2 separate regions of the Homo sapiens genome follow, and region 2 is linked to region 1. A link is an interaction called in ENCODE POLR2A ChIA-PET data of the cell type or tissue named here. Cell type or tissue: MCF 10A. All regions are shown on one strand. Each heading gives the region's core, and the rest is flanking DNA. Links, peaks and the distances in the headings are about the cores only. Region 1 overlaps METAP2 (methionyl aminopeptidase 2). Region 2 overlaps LOC105369917 (a long non-coding RNA gene).

What was found. Peaks named below come from ENCODE experiments on the same cell type or tissue, not always from the same donor. Only the 100,000 strongest peaks of a DNase experiment are listed, where the experiment ranks them.
Region 2: POLR2A ChIA-PET joins it to region 1 with 5 read pairs; 6 of 35 experiments call an interaction of 5 or more read pairs at or near these places.

What each region holds. Positions count from the first base shown.
Region 1 is chr12:95,476,521-95,481,899 of GRCh38, forward strand. The region is part of intron 2 of METAP2 (methionyl aminopeptidase 2); the gene reads left to right. Among named protein-coding and RNA genes, the nearest start is that of METAP2, 5.1 kb to the left of the region's middle. In MCF 10A, for the core only: no CTCF peak of the experiment used is centred there; no DNase peak of the experiment used is centred there.
Region 2 is chr12:95,394,464-95,399,842 of GRCh38, forward strand. It overlaps LOC105369917 (a long non-coding RNA gene), which reads right to left. Exons shown (of 11, transcript XR_001749265.1): 2 at 2,352-2,537. Among named protein-coding and RNA genes, the nearest start is that of METAP2, 77 kb to the right of the region's middle. In MCF 10A, for the core only: no CTCF peak of the experiment used is centred there; a DNase peak (open chromatin) is centred at 2,588.

The DNA of each region.
Region 1 (5,379 bases), core at 142-5,141:
AGAAAGAAAGAAAGAAAGAAAAGCTAGAAAATGTGATATTCCTTAATCAAAATTTATTTACTCGTATAGTGTTTTCTCTGACATTTCACTTGTTACCTCAATTAATGTCACAGATTAAAAAGGAAAAGGTATTTATTAGCAAGTCTTGAAAAAGTTCAATGTGTTAATTAGCTGTTCAGATAGGACAGATCTCAGAGTTTAAAAATATACTTGGTAGAAGGCAAAGTAGTGAGTATTAATAAGATTGAGGGGTTGTTTATTTAACTAATACTTACTGAAGAACTACTATGTACTAGATACTTTCCTAGGTTATTTTCACATACATTCACATTTTAACCTCACAAAACCAAGCAAAGTAACCTACTTGTGCTTAGATATCCATTTTGTTTTTTGGTAATGGACTGTCTTTTCCTATTTATTTTGACTTTACCCAGCCCTTCATGGCTTTACCCAGCCATCTCATTTTACAGATAGGGAAGTGGTAGTTACATGATTTACCCAAAGTGACATAGCTAATATGTGTAGAATAGAGCCAGAATTTCAAACCTAGTGCCTGACTGCACGTTTGTTCCTTTTACTCTCTATTTTTTTTTTTCTTTTTGAGACCGAGTCTCGCTCTGTCGCACAGGCTGGAGTGCAGTGGCGTGATCTCGGATCACTGCGACCTCCCGAGCTCAAGCAATTCTCCTGCCTCAGCCTCCCGAGTAGCTGGGATTACAGGCGCCTGCCACCATGCCCAACTAATTTTTTTGTATCTTTAGTAGAAATGGGGTTTTGCCAGGTTGGTCTTGAACTCCTGACCTCAAGTAATCTGCCCACCTCAGCCTCCCAAGGTGCTGGGATTACAGGTTTGAGCTACTGTGTCCGGCCTGTTCCTTTTACTCTCTATACCAAAATTAACTCTTTTCATTCTGAAAGAATCGTATAGGAGTGCACTAAGTTTTATTATAAATTCCTTGACCCTAGCTCCTTCTGGGTGTTTGGGTACAATAAGATTTTTTTAAAGACAGCAACTGCTAATTGATGTTATCAGTAAAACAGTGAAGGAAGAGACAGGTAAGAAAACTTAACTTTTTTCCAGCCTCTTTTGGCGGAGGAAAAATGGGGCTTTCCCATTCTTTTTATTTGTAGCTGCCTACTACTGAGAACATCTGCTCCCCCTCAAGCACCACCAGCCTGGGGTTAGGTCTTTAACCATTAGTTGGGGCTGTAATTATTGTGTTAGGGTAATGTAGAGTAGTTGTTTTCCTTTAGAGTGGTATGTTCTCTGCCTTCAAGAAGCTTATAGTGAACATTTGGTGGAAAAAAGTGCCAAGATTCAAGGGAATTACTAGCTTTTCCTCTTCCTTAAACCTCTGTTCTACATTGGCTTATGCTTTAGATTATGAACTTATTTTGAGCTCTTCACAAGAAAATGTTTTGTAAATTCAAGGCAATATAATAGATTGCTATAGACCCACTGTGTATATGGTATCATAATGCTTCCTGGGCCTGTCAGGCTAGTTAAAAAATATTGGCTGGGTGTGGTGGCTTATGCCTGTAATCCAGACAAGCCTGGGCAACATAGTGAGACCCTATGTCTATACCCGTCCACCTCCCCCCACCCCCCAAAAAAAATCACAGTGCTAATCTTGAAGTGTTATCTTGTTCTGTTACATCTCTACAAAGTTGCCCATCAGGTTGGAAATCTTCAATGTATTAAAGAAGATTTTAGGAATATTTGTAGTTATTTCAGTAATCAGAGTCAGTCAATACTACTTACCTGTTGTTAGGTCTTTGAGGGAATGGAAAGCTAGTGTTTCAAGATCTTTCTCCTAATGGAAAACTAGACCAGGTGTGTTAGCTCTCGCCTGTAATCCCAGCATTTTGGGAGGCTGAGGTGGGTGGATCACCTGAGGTCAGGAGTTCAAAACCAGCCTTACCAACATGGTGAAACCCCATCTCTACTAAAAATACAAAAAATTAGCCAGGTGTGGTGGTGGGTGCCTGTAATCCCAGCTACTCGGGAGGCTGAGGCAGGAAAATTGCTTGAACCCAGGAGGTGGAGGTTGCTGTCAGTGGAGGTTGCGCCATTGCACTTTAGCCTGGGCAACAAAAGTGAAACTCTGTCTCAAAAAATAAGAAAAAATAAAGAAAACTAAGGATGTGGTAGACAGACAAAACCTAGAAGTGAAAAGGTATTTGGGTACCTGTAATAAAATTTATTGAAATTTGGTGGTATAAGTGTGGGCTGAATGCCGAAGGAAGGCTCATTGGAAGGAATAGAACTTGAGTAAAACCAAACAAAGGAACTATTTTGGGTTGGGGTAATGCTGAGAAAACATTTGAAGCATTGTGGTAATACAAGCTTGCCATATGAGGTGATAGATTGAGGGAGCCTTAGAGGATTTTTAAGAAATGTTATGAGCCAAGCACAGTGGCTGGTGCCTGTAATCCCAGCTACTTGGGAGGCTGGGATGGGAGGATCTTTGAGTCCAGGGGGCTTCAGTATGCTACGAAAACACCTGTGACTGGCCACTGCACTCCAACCTGGGTAACATAGTAAGACCCTGTCTCTTAACAAAAAAGGAATGTTATGAAATAATAATTTAGGCTTTACCTGTATACAGGGTTGTTTAGAGGAGAGGAAGTGTGTAGGAAAGGCAAGGAGGAGATCATTTTGGAGGCCTCTTAGAAATAGCCCAGGCATATGGTAATGAAGATGTAAACTGATAGTCATAAATAGGCATGGAGAGGAAGGATCCAGTGAACAGTAGTGTGGAAGCAGAATTCAAAAGACTTGGAGACTTGCATTCTGGGAGCAGGAGTAAGGCATTAGTGGACTCTGGGAGTTTGCACTTGGGTGACAGAATGTTGGTGCTGTTGACTGAAATAGTGAAGTTGGGAAAGAGCCAGTTAGACATTGGGGGAGAGGTTTGCAGGCAAAGAAGAGGGTACTAAGTTTAATTTTAGATGTGCTGAATTGGAAACTGTGGTATTGGTATAAAAAGTTGATCCTGTGGTCATCTGACAGTGTGCTGGAGGTAATTCATTCAATACATTTTGAGTCAGGCTCATTAACATATAATTTCCCTAAAATAATAGTCACCACTCTTTTTTTTTTTTTTTGAGACGGAGTCTCACTCTTGTCCAGGCTGCAGTGCAGTGGCACGATCTCAGCTCACTGCAACCTCTGCCTTCCGGGTTCCAGCGATTCTCCTGCCTCAGCCTCCTGAGTGGCTGGGATTACAGGTGCCCGCCACCACTCCCAGCTAATTTTTGTATTTTTAGTAGAGACAGGGTTTCACCATGTTGGCCAGGCTGGTCTCGAACTCCTGGCCTCAAGTGATCCGCCCGCCTCAGCCTCCCAAAGTGCTGGGATTACAGGCGTGAGCCACCATACCTGGCCCCAATAGTCATCCTTTTTAAGTGTATAGTTTGGTGAGTTTTGACAAAGTATGCAATTGTGTAACTACTACCACGACGGAAGATACAGACTATTTCCATTTAACATTTCCATCTCCAGAAAAAAGTTGTGTCTCTTGTAGTTGGTTCTCTTGCACTATACCTAACCCTTAGCAATCACTGATACGTTTTCTGACCCTAGTTTTGGCCTTTCCTGGAGTATCCTATAAATGGAATTATTCGGTATGTAGTTTTTTGTGTTTGGCTTGTTTTACTTAGCATAATACTTTTGACAGTCATCGAGTTGTGCATTTATCAATAGCACATTCCTTTTTATTGCAAGTAGTATTCCTAATATGTTTTACCCTTTTACATTGAACAATATTTGGGGTGTTTACAGTTTTGGTCTGTTGTGAACGAAGTTACTATGAACATTTGCATATGGGTCTATGTGTAGATATGTTTTCATTTCTCTTGAGTAAATAGGACTGGGTTGCCTGTCATATGGTAAGTATGTGTTTAAACTCCTAAGAAGCTGTCTGGTTTCCAAAGTGGCTATGCTGTTTTGCATTCCTCTTAGCAATGGTTGAGAGTTTCAGGTTGTTCGTATCCTTGTAAGGACTTGGTATTTGTTTTAAAATTTTAGTCTTTGATAATGGGTATGTAGTGCTTTGTCATTGTGGTTTTAATATGCACTTCCCTAATGATATTGAGCATCTTTTCATGTTTTTATTTGCTTTTTCCTTTATCTTTGGTAAAGTGTTTGTTCACATTTTTTGTCCATGTTTTATTGGGTTATTTGTCATCCTATTGAATTGTAATAGTTCATTGTATATTCTGGTTGCAAGTTCTTTATCAGATAATATGTTTTACAGATATTTCTATGGGATGGCTATTCACCTGGTTAATGGTATTGCTTATAGGACAGTTTTAATTTTGATAAAGTCCAATCTATCTGTTTTTTAAATTTATGGGTAGTGCTTTTTGTGTCCTGTCTAAAAAGTTAAGTCATTGCTGTCTCTAAGGTCACAAAGATGTTCTGTGTTCTCTTCAAGAAGTTTTATATATTTTTAGCTGTTATGTTTAGGTCTATGGTTCATTTAGAATTAATGTTTCTAGATAGTGCAAGGCAGAGCTTAAAAGCTTGAGACTCTTTTTTTTAAAATATGATTTCCAGTTGTCATTCAACAGATATCAACTGATTTGGGCATAGTAGTAACACAAATAAACATAAGCAGCCTCTGCTGGCCAGGCCTGGTGGCTCATGCCTATAATCCCAGCACTTTGGGAGGCTGAGATGCGATTCGAGACCAGTCTGGGCAACTTAGACCTTGTCTCTGCAAAAGATTAAAAAACATTAGCCAGGTATAGTGGTGCGTGCCTGTAGTCTCAGCTATTCAGGAAGCTGAGGTGGGAGGATTTCCTGAGTCTGGGAGATTGAGGCTGCAGTGAGCTGTGATCCTGCCACTGCACTCCAGCTTGGGCAACAGAGTGAGACCCTGTCACAGAAAAACCAAAAAAACCAACCATCTCTGCCTATGAAGAATATGCTGGGATACTGTGAAGAAAAGACATGTAAAAGCACAAATTTCAACATGGTATAATGGTTGGAACTATAAACATATATAGATTAATACTCAGATCCTGGCTCTGCTGCCATCCTGGCACAAAGTTCTATAAATGGTGGCTGTTTTTCTGTACTGAATACAGACATTGGACATTGAATAAGGTAATTAGCCTCAAAAGGATGAAAGTATCAAAGAAGGACCTTTTTGTTCCATTTTAAAGATGAAGAAACCAGGGTAGAGGGAGGCTAAATAACTTGCCCAAGGTCACCCAGATGGAAAGATTTTTAGTATATGTTTAAAATTGGTGATGTATCTTCAAGTATTTGTTTTAGGTTGTGCTACATACACTAGGTATAGTGCTACATACACTAGTCACAACCTAAAACAAATACTTCAAGATTCATAACCAGTTTTAGTCTGGAAAAAA
Region 2 (5,379 bases), core at 291-5,290, 82 kb before region 1:
GCTAATTGGTACAAGTTTTCTTTTTAGGATAATGAAAATGTTCTCAAATTAGATGATGATGATGGCTGCCAAACTCTGTAAACATACTAAAAGCTATTGAGTTGTATGCTTTAAATGAGTGAATTTAATGGAATGTAAATTATGTTTCAATAAGCTGTTTAAAATACAAAGAAAAAAAGAAAAGTTTTCTCCAAGAAGGTGATATTTAAACTGGGACCTGAAAGATAAGAAGAAACCAGTCATGCAAAGAGTGGGGACAAGAGCTTTCAGGCACAGGGCACAATGTGTGCAATGGTCATAAAGAGAGAAAGAAGGGCCAGGTGTGCTGGCTCATGCCTGTAATCCCAGCATTTTGGGAGGCCAAGTTGGGAGGATCACTTGAGATCAGCAGTTCAAGACCAGCCTGGCCAACATGGCAAAACCCTGTCTCTACTAAAAATACAAAAATTAGCCGGGCATGGTGGCGTGCACCTATAATCCCAGCTACTCGGGAGGCTGAGGCAGGAGAATCACTTGAGCTGGGGAGGAAGAGGTTGCAGTGAGCCAAGATTTTGCCACTGCACTCCAGCATACGTGATAGAGTGAGACTCCGTGCCAAAAAAAAAAAAAGAGAGAGAGAGAAAGAAGGCTCATAAAGAAGGGGCAGATCGTAGACAAGGTTGGAAAGGGGCCAGAGCAGGCAGCGTCTTCTGAAACTTTCCAGGTCACCACGTTCCATTTAGACACAAACTATAATCAGACAGTATCATTCATATGGAAGTCAACATGAAATATGTTAACAGCAAAACCCATGGATGGGACAGCAAGTGAAAAGCTGTTAACCCCAAATTCTACAGCTGCAAAACACCTGACTGTGGAGAAAAGAGGTATCATCAAATTTTAAAAGGGAAAATATTTAAAACAACACTTAGCCTATAACCAGGGAAGTTCATTAAATTACTCCCACCATTGTCATAAAGATCAATTTCTGTAGCCAGCTCATAAAGAATTCACATCTCTAGAAGGTTGTTAATGTGTTGGGTCCTATAGAACACCAAACAGGAACAGAAATCAATAAAGCAATATAAATACAGACTTCATAGTATCTGAACTTTGTGAGTAGCTGTAGGTGACAGATCTGAGACCTGAGATAAAAGGAGGAGATCAATCCAGGTTGCACCAGCATGGGATGTAGAAAGGGATCAGAGGATGAAACAGAATTCCAAGTGAGAATATATGAATATCCAGGAAAGAGAAGATAACCAATCCTTACAAGTTTTCATCAACATCCTTGATAAACACACTAATACTGGCCTGGTCATCCATCTTATATGTATTTACACTTCTCAAATTCCCCTATGCATGTATCATCCAACCTCTAACAGTATTGGAGGTGGAAAAAGGCAGTGAAGTAGACAGAGAATAATTTAGATTCAATTGTTTCCCTTCTGGTTGATTGCCAAAAATGACTGCAATATTTTAGTGCTTTCTGAAGAAAAGCAGGAGTCTATTTCTCCACTTCCCGAATCTAGGTTTGGCCATGTGACTTGCTTTAACTGATGGGGCATTAGCAAACATGATGCTAGAGAAGTCTTGAAAAATGCTCATGCATTGGGCTTCTTCTTCTCTCTTGCTGCTTTTGGAACCCAGGCACCATGTGAAAAAGCCTGAGCTAGCCTGCTAGACACTGGAGACACATGGCCCAGCTACCTTGTTTCTCTAGCCAATAGCCAGATACATGAGTAAGTTTTCTATCTATCGTTACTATCAGACGGCTCTTTTTGTTTGTTTGTTTGAGACAGTCTTGCTCTGTTGCCCAGCCTAAAGTGCAACCTAAAGTGCCCAGCCTAACCTACATGAACACGGCTCAATGCAGCCTCAAATTCCTGGGCTCAAGTGATCCTCCCACCACAGCCTCCCAAGTAACTGGGAACACAGGCGCATGCCATCATGCCTAGCTAGTTTTTAAAAAACTCACTATGTTGCTCAGGCTGGTCTCAAACACCCAGCCTCAAGTGATCCTCCTGCCTCAGCCTCCCAAAGTGCTAGGATTGCAGGTGTGAGCCACTGCACCTGGCCAAGGAATCTCCTAGTATTGCTCATCTGGTGTGTACTCAGCTCCAGGCTTCTCTTTCTCTCAACATGTTCAGGGTTGGAAGGTAAAAAAGCACTGGAATTAGGATCTGAAAACTGACTTCAGTGCCCTTCTCTGAGCTTTGGAAAAGGTATCCATCTTCTCCAAGCCTCAGTTTCCTCCTCTGGGAATTACACCTAGTCATAGCGTTCCTGGGAAAACTAGATAACTTGCAAAAGTGCTCACTAAAGTGATATATATCAGCAAATAACAAGGGTGAAACATGAATCAAACTCACCAGAAACAGTGTCAAAAGAACCTAACTTTAACAATCCCTGGAATATCAAGTGAAATCCATTTTTTCTTCGTGAAAGTCATGATTACTTTTCCATCTTGTCTGTAGTGTCACAGAATAAGATGTTCAATTAAAATGCCGTAAAATTACATCATGCTTGCTCATCTGTCTTTCGAAACTGTTGAATGACTAGAGTTGGGAGATGAAAAGACTTTTTGAAAGTAAATGCTTTCTCAACTTTTGAAATGCTTCCAGATTCTGTCATGTTCCTTTCATTTCAACATCTAAGCTGGGAAAGACTCTTTGACACCAAGGGCAGGTGTTTACATGCAGCTCATCCAGGTACTTTGCTACCCTATTAATCTGTCTCTCTCTATATATTTGGATCTTCAGAATCAAGCGTTAGTCTTTTGTTTCTTTTAGCTTTTTGCTGGCCTGTACTCTTTGCTGGCAAGCTGCTGACACATTTTGACAGGTGACTTGGCTCATAAAAACAGCCAGGGAAGGGAAATGGTGAGAAGGGGCTTCACCAGGAGCATGGTCAGCACATATGAAATGCTGAATGTGGTAGAAACACACAAAAGGATATTTATGAACTGGTTTTAAAAAAAAAAGGTTCTTGCTCTCTGGATGACCTGATTCTCAACTCCCTTCATCTTGAAGACTTAAGTCAAAATACAGGGGTTGGGAAATATGTGATTGGAACTCAATCAATAAATTCAAATTCAGCAAATCTGGAGGGTGGATTTATCCTCATGGTGCTTTATTTCACTGAGAGGCTGCCTTGTGAATAAGTTATAATGTCAATCTCTTCCTAAAGATCCAAGGGCCAGAGCATGTTTTTCTAAATCCCCATTGCATGCTTTTTTTCATTTGCTGCATTTATACGCTTGAGGTGTCTTTGTTTTACATTTTTCATCTAAGGAGCTTTAAATATGAATCATCTACTAAACTGAAAGCGAGCGCATGGAAGAGGATTAGGCAGAGGTGTGGGGTAAGTAATAGCCTAAGGAAAAGTAAATACAGAGAAACAGTAATTACAGTGAGTTGAACACTGGTCCTCCCCATGCATGTCCACCCTAAACCTCAGAATGTGATCTTATTTGAAACGTGCTGTAGTCCCAGCAGGTTGGGAGTCCGAGGTCAGAGGATTGCCTGAGCCCAGGAGTTTGAGATCAGCCTGGGCAACATGGCGAGACCCCATCTCTAAAAATAAAGTTAAAAAATAAAATAAAATAGGGCCCTTGCAGATGTAATTAGTTAAGGATCTTGAGATGAAATCATCCTGGATTTAGGGTGGGTCCTAAATCCAATGACTGGAGTGCTTATGACCAGAGCAGAGATCCCACAGAGGAAGTGGCAATGTGAATGAAGAGAGAAGCAAATGGAAGTGAAGCATCTGCAAACCAAGAAACGCCACGCATTGCTGGCGACAGCAGAAGCTAGGAGAGAGGCATGGAAGAGTCTCTCTCTCAGAGCCTCCAGAAGAAACCAATCCTGTCAACACCTTGGTTTCTCACTTCTAGCCTCCTGAACTGTAAGAGAATATATTTCTGTTGTTTTAAGCCACCCAATGTATGGCAATTTGTCATGTCGGCCCTGCAAAACAAATACAGTAAATTAACACCTGCTGCAGGTAGTCTTGAAGAGCCCGGCAGCCTCTGCCACCTGCACTTGGTTGTCTGTGGACACTCTGACATTCTTACCTGACTCCTTCAGCCCACCTCTGACCTTATCCTGACCCTCACTAACATTAAATGCCATCTCTTATCCTCCTCTTTCTGAGCCTCTGCAGTATGACATGGGGAGGGATTGGAGTCAGGGAGGCTGTGGGATATTGTGTATGTCAGGAGGAACTTTGGATAAGGCATGAGTTAGTCAAGGCTGGGACTGGTTAAAGGATCAAGGTCAAGCATCGGATGAGCCTATGTGGGCACACATTGATTGGGAAATTTTTTTCTTTTTTTTGAGACAGGGTCTTGCTCTGTCACCCAGCCTGGAGTGTAGTGGTGCAATCATGGCTCAGTGCAGCCTCGACATCCCAGGCTCAAGCCACTCTCCCATCTCTCTCCCTACCAAGTAGCTGGGACCACGGGTGTGCGCCACAATGTTGGGCTATTTTTTTAAAAATATTTTGTGAAATCGGGGGTCTCATTATATTGCCTAGGCTGGTCTTGAAATCCTGAGCTCAAGTGATCCTCCCACCTTAGCCTCCCAAAGTGCTGGGATTACAGGTGTGAGCTACTGTGGCGCAGACAGACTGGTACTATTTTTAAAAGCCAAAAATAATGGTCAAAAGGGCAGGCTTTGCAACACAAACATCTGATAGCCTTCATTTGATGTAGTAGGTAGAATAATGGTCCCTCAAATATGTCCATTCCCTAATCTCCAGAATCTGTGAATATGTCTTTTCATGGCAAAAGGGACTTTGCGAACGCCTCTCAAGCTAAAGATTTTGAGATGGGGAAATTATCCTGGACTACCTGAATGGGCCCAGTGTAATCACAAGGGTCCTTCTGAAAAGGGAGATAGGAGAATCAGTCAGAAAAGGAGATGTGGTCGGGTGTGGTTGCTCACGTCTATAATCCCAGCACTATGGGAGGCTGAGGTGGGAGGATTGCTTGAGCCCAGGAGTTTGAGACCAGCCTGGCAACATAGTGAGACCCTCTCACTACAAAAAAAAAAAAAAAAAAATTAGCTGGGTGTGGTGGCACACACCTGTCATCCCAGCTACTTGGGAGGCTGAGGCAGGAGAATCACTTGAGCCCAGGAGTCTGAGGCTGCAGTAAGCTATGATCAGGCCACTGCACTCCAGCATGGGTGCAGGATGACACCCTGTCAAAAACAAACAAACAAACTACAACAACACTATAAAGTATTATTGGCTGGGTGCAGTGGCTCACACCTGTAATCCCAACACTTTGGGAGGCTGAGGCAAGAGGATTGCTTGAGCTCACCAAGCCTGGGTGACATAGGGAGACCCCATCTCTACAAAAAATTTAAAAATTACCAGGTGTGGTGGTGCATGCCT